Regions from separate parts of the Homo sapiens genome. Here region 1 is linked to region 2. The links are chromatin loops, found by intact Hi-C in ENCODE. Cell type or tissue: endothelial cell of umbilical vein. All regions are shown on one strand. Links, peaks and the distances in the headings refer to the core of each region. The heading gives the core; the rest is flanking DNA. Region 1 has its middle 73 kb from the start of MIR10524. Region 2 has its middle 100 kb from the start of MIR10524.

Region 1 (5,396 bases), core at 121-5,120, 180 kb after region 2:
ATTTCTTACTTATTTTTATTACACTCTCACTTGCCCTAATGAAAATAATTTTCTTTCTGTTTCAGGCCTGTCCATCTTTTGTTAAAGTTAAATACGCCATTAGTAATATAAAATCAAATAACCAGATAGATGATAAAGCCATAAAGAGACAGACAGAGAGATAACAGTTTCAAATGCTTTTAGAGTCTACTAACATTGGTGAATTTCTAAGATTTAGTTAATACATCAGGAAACTGAGAAATTAGACCACCTCTTCATTTTCTTTGAAACCTAGTTGGCATATTGATCTGTGTTGGGTTGCAGGTTTAAAAAGGAGCCATACGCCAATTAGGACTGTGACAGTGGAATAACTCTTCCTGTATACCCCATTATGGAGCTGTTTATGCATGAAAGTAAGTGCTGCTCTTCACCTTAAACATAAATAATTACATTCTAACTGTAAGGTAAGCAAGAAGTGCATAATAGTATATTGCTGCTATGCTATTAAACAGTCACTTAAATGTTGTACTATTTGACAGCTATATGGCATAATTACATGCTAGATGAGAACATTCACTTTACAAAGTGCCTGTATTTTTTAAAAATTGAGTATTTTTTGAAAAATCAAGCATTTTAAAATAATGTCTTACTGAGCTGAACTGAACACTGCAACTAGCAATGAAACCAAGTCATCACTGATCAGCGGCTAAAGATGATGTGACTGTGAATTAAAATCTCCACAAAACTAAAGTTGGATCAGCATCCACATCGATCCAAAATTTTCCTAGCATCAAGCTGGATGTGTGGTAGATAATCAGGAAAGACTCTAAAACTTTTTTAGACATAAAGAGTTCAGTGCTAAATTCTCAGTATTAAATATATCTGCCTTATTATTCACACTTAAGCTAGATATAAATGGAATCTACAATTGAACTAAAAGTGAAACAAATTAGGAAGTTTAATTGATGTGGAAGTTAGAAAGAGTTGGTCAGAGTTTTGAGATAAATCTTTTTAGTTATCATTATCAAGTAAAGGTGACACATATATTGGTCTGAGGAAACCCTAGTATGTCCTCCAGCAAAGCTTATCCCTACAAATCACTTTGTTTAGAAAATGGCATTTGCTAGAATTGAAGTGTGGTTGTTGAATAAAACATTTTAGAATTCAGAAAATTAGAACCAACCTATTTTCTTTTCAGTTGACCTGTTTAATGAGGAGTAGTAGCCTCAGATTAAAATACAAAAATGTAATTTTAAGCATAAAATGGTGTGTATTTTTAATTATTTCAGAAGGAAATAAATAAAAATAAAAGTCCAATAGTCAAATTCACTAAAATGATACTACTTTTCCATTTGAATAAATTAGCTATGTTCAAATCATTTATTTGTTTCAAAATCTCCTGAAGAGAAACAAAGTTGGGTCTAACAATCAGGACGCTACTCTCTGTTTTTCAAATCTGAAATGTATCCATTGTTCCCATCTGCAGCTGAGGACCTGGGCAGCACACTGCCACATATATTAGATGTAAATGCATGACAGATCCTCTATACAGATGAAGCCTGAGAGTCCCTAAGTGGCCTGAGGAATCACTCAGCAGAGTACAGGAGATCATATTACTCAAGAAAGGTGACTGCAGGGTCTCGGTTATCATTACAGCATTTTCCTACTCCAGCCCTCAGTCACAGCTCAATGTCGTACCTGACCCTGCTAATGACGGGGCTCATTTTCCCGCATTGGAAAACTTGAGTAGTAGAACGAGGAAGCAGAGGTTTAGAAATATATGAGCAATCTTTCTCTTCACCTTGGACTCTACTTAAATTAATAAGGTAATGTTTTACTTTCAGTGATAATAATTAATAAAGAAGCCTTTATCTCTAGGAGAAACATGAGAAAGCCGCCTTTAGATTGTGAGACTCATATTTCTAATGCTAATTTGTCCTTGGACAGCTATGTGGCATGGTTGGCTACATATTAGTTGGAAGAAGTAGAATACTGAAATCATGAAAATGAAGGCATGAAGTGAAGTGTGTGTGTCTCTGTGTGTCTGTGTATATGTGTGTGTGCTAAAAAAGAAAAAAGATAAATCGTTTATTTTTTAAAAAAAAACAGGTAATCAGTAAAATTAAGTATGTATGTCATTTAATGGAATTCACACCTTATAGGGTAGGGAATAGCATATATGTAATAGAAGAGGTACATAATACACTGGAAAACTAAATTCAAAGGCAAGCGAGTGACAGAACTGAGATTAGAACTTGAATCTTGTGAGTGTAAACAAGTTTCCCTTATACTAAACTAGGACCCCTTCAGAAAATATTATTTCGAGTTAATAGGACAGTAATCTCAGGTTGTAACGCCCCTTTATTTAAATAAAGCAAAGCCCTCTAGTGGCTATCTTTAAAACAGCATTCAATTAAATTTACCAGGTCATCATGACTCTAAAGATGGGTGCTAAAACATCACCTTACTATGTGTAAACAATGGGACAATGGCTACTGAATGACAAAAATCTAATATACCACTGGAATTAAATAAATAGTGTCATATAGAAGGAATTACATTGGTGTAGAGGCCTAGGTTCTTGCCCCAATCTACAGTTGCCATCTAACTACATTGTACACATTACCATCATGAAACTCGATAAATAACTACTCAGATTGATAATAAGTAAAAGCCATTAGACTTTCCTTCAAAAATACATTGAGTACTCTTTTTCACACTCTTCAATCTTCAATGTTCTCACCAGTTGCTCTGTGTCTTGCAGATGAATCTTTGTTTGTTTTAGTTCTTTTTAGTTCTTTTCTTCTTCCTAGGATGTTTGTCCATATTAACAATTCCTTCCTTTTATAACAGCTCCCTAAAGAAACTCTTTGGTCTTTTCTCCCATTGCACCCTCTTCACATTGGAATCAAATTGCCTGGTTTTCCATCTGCATAAAATTATCTCTGAAATCTGAATTCTACATATCACCCAGGACCCGTTCCTATGCTATATTTTTCATGAGATTTTTACTGGTCCTCCCAGCTAGTGCTTCCTCCACTCATGGAACTTCCATAGCATTCAATCCATGCCTCTTTTAAGATAATTACAATTTTCTGTGAATATGCACTCATCCCCAAAAGAATATTGCACACAACACTACCACTACTACCACCACCACCACCACTAATTGTTTCTTAGTGTCCCAGTAACAAATCTAGTCATCTACCATGCAACATCTCCTTGCTGGCCCTAATATATAATGTTCATCTTTGGTGCCACCACTGCTACTGCGCTTCCCACTAGCTAACATCTGAATCCTCTTTGGAACCCTTGAGGTACCTGCTGCCTGATGTTCCATGTCCAACTAAAAGAGAGTATTTTAAGGCTCTTTTGTATTACACTCAGATATAGGGCCACCAAGTTAGTTATCAGGCCCTAATACTTTACCTAGAGGTATCGCATGTGGCATCTACACAAGGCTTGTCCATGGACATGAGCACAAAGTAGACTGAGCCAGAAACTAATCTATGTCACATTGAAATGCTCTCCTCCTGCCAAACATTTTATTACCAGGTAAGTAATTTACGCTAGGTTCAACCTTGTTACTAGGTTAGTCTGTCTTCTTCATAAAATGAGCTCACTTCCAAAAAGCCACAGTGTAGACACAGATTAGGCCTAAACTGGATTTTGCTCACCCACCCCCTAATTCCCAGTTCCACCTACCCTAATTCCCAATTAAAGTGTGATCAATTTCAGGCTTTATATCTATTTCATTATTATTTCTCCAATCAACCTTAACATGGTGCTTCACACATAGTAGGAACTAAATAAAAACCTGAATAATTAATGATAGAATGCAACACCAATTTCCATTTTTATCTTTTTCTCATGAATTCCATATACCCCTTCCAAGTTGGAATAGCTGTTTATAATAATAAGTTTCTGTGGGTAGATGATATGTAGAGAATGCAAATAAACCATTAAGCTAATGATCTTTCCCCAAAATTTTAGCACAGAATATGTCACTACTGTTATATCAGAAATATCATGTTCTATCACTAGTTTCCATTAAAATCAGAGTATATTTAAAAGGAAATGGAGAACCTAGCATTTTTACTTTCCAAACCTTTGCTCTCTTTTAAATAAATAGAAAGTTTAAATTTATGTAAATAAATGCATATAAGATATTTGAATGGAGGCAGATCTTTATTTCCTACACTTTGCAGCCTATAATTTTAGGCTCTGTCGAACAGAAATAGAGTAGAAAATAATATATTTTCAAAAAGTTTTGCTTTGAGGCAAGATTTTCATGGGTCTGCAGAGGGGTAACATTCTCCTGGTAGATGTTTTATATTAAGTATTATTCACTAGTATCAAAACAAAGTACTCACAAAGTCCAAGCTTGGGGAACAAATACAAGACATAATGAGGAAATAAAGAAATAAATGTTTATGAGCTAAAGCTATTGGGTTCTTTTATGTATTAAACAAAATTTATAAAGTAAAAAATCTGGTGTCTTCTGTGCAACAGACCAACTTAAAAGAAATTTTATCGGTCTTACAGTTGTTCTCTTCATCGCAAATGTAAAACACAATTAAAGACAATCAAAATAGTCTTATGGTTCAAACACCACGTTTTCAATCATAAGTAGGAGCTGAACAATGAGAACACATGGACACAGGAGGGGGAACAACATGCACCGGGGCCTGTCAGTGGGGCAGGGGGAGGGAGAACATCATGATAAATAGCTAATGCATGTAGGGCTTAATACCTAGGTGATGAGTTGATAGGTGCAGCAAACCACCATGGCACACGTTTACCTGTGTAACAAACCTGCACATCCTGCACATGCATCCTGGAACTTAAAATGAATTTTTTTAAAAAAAATAGACTTCTGGTTCTCTTTATTATGATTAATGGATACATACCACGCATTTCATTACTCCCATTAAATGTTTTAAACACCCAATAACTGATTATTATTATTATAGCAAATAATACCTCTAGTTGGCAGTCATCATTATACTAATATATTTTCCTATTCATTAAAATTATCAGTAAATCAAGTTTTTTTGTAGATATAGTAGAGACGGCTAGATATTTTCCGATATCCTCTCATTTTTTTTCTGTCATTTTCTAACTTTATTTCAATATATTTCTATCTCTTTGGAGCTAGGTGGCTATATTTTATTCTATTTCTGTATGCTAAATTTGTAGCAGTTCAAAAATAATATTTTTCCAAGCCTTCAGGCTTTTTCTTCCTATTTGTATAAAATATTACTAATATCTTGACTTCTTGGAGCTTTCAGCCCAAGTTGCCAAACTATGCTGGGTATGGGAGAATTTGAGCCAGATAATTTCAAAATAAGTTTTAGATTTTGGTTTGCATAATGTTTCTTGGTTCTTTACTTTGTGTTTCACTTTCTTTCCTTGTA
Region 2 (5,396 bases), core at 163-5,162:
GCCCTTAGTGGTGAGCTTTATATTTAACTGTATATTTTTTGTGAAATGCCTGTTCATATTTATCTTAGTCTACTCAGATTGCTATAACAAAACATCTTAGACTAAGTAATTTGTAAACAATGGAAATTTATTGCTCATAGTTTTGGAAATGGGGATCAAGATCAAGGTATCAGCAGATTCCATGTCTGGTGAATGTTTACACTCTACTTCAAATATGGTGCTTTTTGCTGTGTCCTCACATGGTGGAAGGGACCAGAAGTCTCCCTCAAACCTCTTTTATAAGGGCACTATCCCATTCACCAGGGCAGAGCCCTCATGACCTAATCACCTTTTAAAGGTCCTTTTAATATTATCACCTTGGGTATTAGGTATCAATATATGAATTTGGAGAGGACACCAGCATTCAGAGCACAGCAATATTGTCTTTCTTAGGAGAATCACTATTTTTATGGTTTAGCCAACAATTTTCATTTGTTCACTTTAGATTCATTTCAGCTTTTATTTTCACTGATTTTATTCTCCAAAATTACTTTAGGTACATTATTTTTGGTATGTTTCTAGTTGCTTAAGGTGATCACTGATTTGCTTTCCATCCTTGTTTTCTTAATTAAAAGCTTTTAAAGCCATACATTTTAGTCTAAGTGCAAGCTTTAGCTATGTGACATTGGTGTCCATGCAAATTACTCATATTTTCATTAATATTTATATAATTTTAAATTTAATTTTCAGTTTATTTTTGGTCCAGGAATTTAATTTTAAAGGGGTTAATTTTTTCTAATTTTTAATTGTTCATTTTGAGATTAACTGAATTATGATAATCAGAGACTCTGGCTTATAGTTCTACTTTTTGGAATCATCATGATGCTTTCTGTGACACAGTACGTGATCACATTTGGTAAATATTCTACTGGCAAAATAGTCAAAGTAGACTATGAATAGGAAAAGTGTTTGTGCATGATATACCAAAAGTATTTAGAGCAGAAGAGTAGTATAAAGGATTGTTATTCCAAGGAAAGGCCACTGAAGATACAAATATAAAAATTTTGCTTGTAATGCAAATATAAACTTTACAAGGATAGAAAAAGATGAGAGCAAATATGCTGAAACCAAAGCAGCATATAAGACTGTAGCATGTAAATCCAGTCAGGAAAAAGGTCTGTAATGAATATACACAAACACACAGGGTTCTAGCATTAGAGGAATTGAGCTTAGGAATCAAGGATACTTCCAATTAAAAAAAAATTAGATTTTAGAGTCAAGATACTCAGCTGTCAAAACACAGAGTAGAAGTCAGCGTAACTCTAAGCAGAAAGTCAGACTTGATTTTGAATTAGTATTTGGAAGCTTCTTATGTCTTCCCCACTTACGGCATAGTTGTTCTCAGAAGAGAGAGCAGAAATAACCTGATGCTATTCTCATTTGCTTGTTTGAAACCATTTTAACATTTTTATCTTTAAAAAAGCACTGTTATGTTTAGTTCTGTTACAATATTTTTATATATTCTTTCCCACATATGTGTAGCATAAGATTTGGCAGTGAGCTTGAACAAATTAACAGAACAGCTGTTAATCTTGACTTGTACATTTAAATACATATATTTAAATATGAGAGAAAATAAGTTTCAGGAAAAATTTTCAGTTCATATGCAAGAAACACCCATAAATAAAAATATCTAAGAACAGACTATAGCAACAAGACGGTCCAAAGTACATAGCCTTAAGTCTAAACAGACCCAGACTTCAATATCATCTCTACCACTTTGCATGGTTTTCTCTATCTTGAAATCTTCTGTGACTATTAGCTGGCTGCAGGGGACCATCTACTGTAGCACAGATAATGAAAACATGCTAACTGCTAACTCTCCTCCCTCCATATATCACATTGCAAACTTGTTAAATTCCACGCCTGTTAGTTGGTACATTAGTTCAATACACTAACATCTACTTAACCAATGGAGCTTACGAACAGCCTTCAGTAGTTCAGAGGTCTTCAATCTGCCCAACACAATGCTGAAGAACCTAGACAAGGATTTTTCAACTTCAGCACTAATGGTATTTTGCTGAGGGCTTTCTTGTGCCTTACAGAATGTTCAGCACCATCTCTGGTTTTTATTCCTTGAATGCCAGCACCATCTCACCCCTATTTACAAAGACCAAAAATGTCTTCAGAAATTGTCAATTGACCACTGGGTGGTGCAAAATCACCCATGGCTCAGAAGCACTGACCTAGAGAGAACAGAAATGGCTATAAATTTTCCTCTACCAATGGAGAGGAAGTAACCTACTTTGCAGTTGTGTAATGGATGATTTCAGGATATATTTATCATTTGGCTTATATATAATAAGTCTCACTCAGAAAAGACATGCACTCTTATTTTTCCATGTATTTTTAATATATGAGATTAAAACAAACTTTGAATTTAAGAAAGTATGGCAAACAGCCCAAATAAATTATTTCCATCTATATTAATCATAGAACACCCAGAAAAAAGTTTAATTGAACTTAAACAAAACTTTAATTTTATATGTTAATCTATTGAAGGTTATTGAAATTAATTCTAATCGCAGAATTTAGGGAGAAATATTTTGACGCTTCTTTAGACAACTTGAGGTATTTTTGACTGTCATGTCACCATTGTAGGAAATTGCTACTGCACCTTCTCACCATTCCTGGTGGTGCAAATAATGAATGATCCACTGTGGCCCATTACGAAAAAGACCATTGTCCACAATGATACATACCTTGAGGAAATTTAGGAAGAAAATACAGCCAGGCCAATCCACTCATGATCCTAGCTAAATTTTCCCCAGTTTTGGACATTGCAGCTAATCTGGGAGTGCAAACATCAATAAGAACAGACTAATCACAGTTCATTGATGTTAAAAATTCAGCTAAAGGTGATGGAATTTCAATCATAAAAGGCAAATTGTGCTATGATTTGGTATTTTAATAAGTAGTAAATAAATTAATAGAAGTATTTTACAGTCTCTAATGAGTAAAACAGGTCTGTAGCCATTAAAATTAGCCTAAAGACTCCAAGGAGGAGTACCTTTTATTAGACAAATAAAGATTAAGTCAATTATATTGGGTAATAAAACGGAGAAGCCAAATGAAGTATAACAAGCAATTGATGGTTGTGGGTTAATGGTATTCAGTATTACATGTTGGAAATATTTTACACAAAACAATTTTCCTTAAAAGGTGATTCAATCAAACAATCTTCTAAACAAGATAAACTCTTCTCTAAAGTACTGAAGATATTCAGAGAGTTCTTTAAATGCATCTTAATCTATAGATGGAACATGTTTCTCTCTCTCTCGCTTTCTCCCCTCTTTCCCCTCCCAGGCTGTTACTACTTTTAATTTAGAAACTTCAGCAAATAATAGCAGTTAGTCCATCATTTCTCAATGTCAAGGTCAAGTCTGATGTGGGAATGGATTAATAAGCTGAAGAAAGGAGACATCAGAAGAAATCATTGCTAACTTAAAAACTGTTTTCTGGATTTATCATATGACCAATAATGGGTAGCTGGGATTAGCTGAATGATAACAGTAATTAAATTCTATTTAATGCTAGCTGTGGACAGCTCAATGATAAGAGTAATTAAATTGTATTTACATTATTTTAATACTTCTTGAACGAACACATACTCTAAACTTCAATCAAAATGAAATTTTCTAATATATTACTTGCTAATGCAGTTCTTTCTAAAAAGCTCTATTTCTTGAGACAATACAGAGATCTCAGATGCATGATAAAATGACATTTGAAGGATTGCTGATATATTTTGGAAAATAAACTAAAGGAAGAAAATGTCAAATATATATCAGGACAAAAAAAGTATCAGTATTAAATGTAAGTGAAACAAGAAATAAAAACGCTGATTAGAGTGTCAATAAGAAAATATGGAAGCAATATAAAATCCAATAGGGATTTTCTACCACCAAACGAGGATATATTTGTGACTGTTATTATGCTGAGTGATATTGCATCATATATTTCTACAAGTGCCTCATTTGTTGGTATTTCATAGACATAATACATATCCTAAAATCAGAAAGTTAGGCTGATAGCATGAAGATTGAGAGATTAGGAAGAGACAGGTAGAAATGAAAACAGAATAAATCAAAGTCTAGTGAAATAGGATAACATAATAAATATTCTGTTAAAAACATGTTTTATTCTACTGAATAAAAAGTTAAAACTGGGAAAGATAATAGAGTGATGATGTTTCTAGGTCCTCCAAATGAAGGGGAATAATTTCTAAACACAACTATAAGTTGCCGAACATTTATAATTAATAAAAAATTATGTAAATGTGAGAAAGTTTCCAGTAAAGGCATACTAAATCATTCAAATTAACTCTACCAATGAAAACAAAAAAAAAAAAATAAAATATTTTTATTTTAAAAATCACACTAGCATTGAAGAGCTGAAAATTAGTTAAACAATTTGAAGTAATTGAAGAACTATTAATGTCATACTAGAAGAGCTGGAAAGTTCCACAAAATATTAAAATTAATTCAGGCATATAGAAATATTACTAGATACAAAATAAATATTAAAATAAATTATATATCTGCATAACAGTAATAGAAAAATATTTTTTAAATAAAGTTGTATCCAAAATGTTAAGTACATATAAACAAACTTAAAAAAATATTGGTTAACACTGTTCCATTTAAATCTTCTCTTCTAGACCTTCTATTGCTTCTGTAACAAATACCCTATTAGAAGTAGTGAAAGATGTTTTTGCTTTCTAAATTGTTCTCACAAGTAAATTGCTTTGACATGAATTTTGAGATCAGATAAACTTTTGTTAAATTTAAAAATTAAGAAAGATAACTCATTTAATTCATTTATTTCTTCAATAAACATTTACTGAATACTTCCGACTGGATTGGCTCCCTGATAGGTTTCATATAATAAGTTCGTAAACAGAGACTTGAAGTAAAGAAGAGTAACAAAAAATTTAGCAAATAGTAATGGCTTAAATTTTACAATCCTGTGGCAGGGTGTGGTGGCTCACACTTGTAATCTTAGCTCTTTGGGAGGCAGAGGCCAAAGGATAGCTTGAGGTCATGAGTTCAAGATCAGCCTGCACAACATAATGAGACCCCATCTATACAAAAAAAAAAAAAAATAGGAACACGTTAGCCAGGTGTGGTGATATGCTCTTGTAGTCCCAGCTACTGAGGAGGCTGAGGCAGGAGGATAACTTGAGGCCAGGAGTTTGAGGATGCAGCAGTGAACTATCACCATTGACTGCACTCCAGTCCAGGTGATAGGGCGAGAATCTCTGAATCCAAAAATGAAAAAATTGGAAACCCTTAGTTTCTTCATCAGTAATACAAGCATAATTACAAGCCTTCACAGAACAATTTTGAGGATTTAGT

The links. Peaks named below come from ENCODE experiments on the same cell type or tissue, not always from the same donor. Only the 100,000 strongest peaks of a DNase experiment are listed, where the experiment ranks them.
Region 1: it touches region 2 in a loop (7-fold over the local background); 5 of 110 quality-filtered maps call a loop at or near these places.

What each region holds. Positions count from the first base shown.
Region 1 is chr6:78,609,737-78,615,132 of GRCh38, forward strand. No RefSeq gene overlaps it. Among named protein-coding and RNA genes, the nearest start is that of MIR10524, 73 kb to the left of the region's middle. In endothelial cell of umbilical vein, for the core only: a CTCF peak has its summit at 2,364 (motif pointing left); no DNase peak of the experiment used is centred there.
Region 2 is chr6:78,434,338-78,439,733 of GRCh38, forward strand. No RefSeq gene overlaps it. Among named protein-coding and RNA genes, the nearest start is that of MIR10524, 100 kb to the right of the region's middle. In endothelial cell of umbilical vein, for the core only: a CTCF peak has its summit at 2,191 (motif pointing right); no DNase peak of the experiment used is centred there.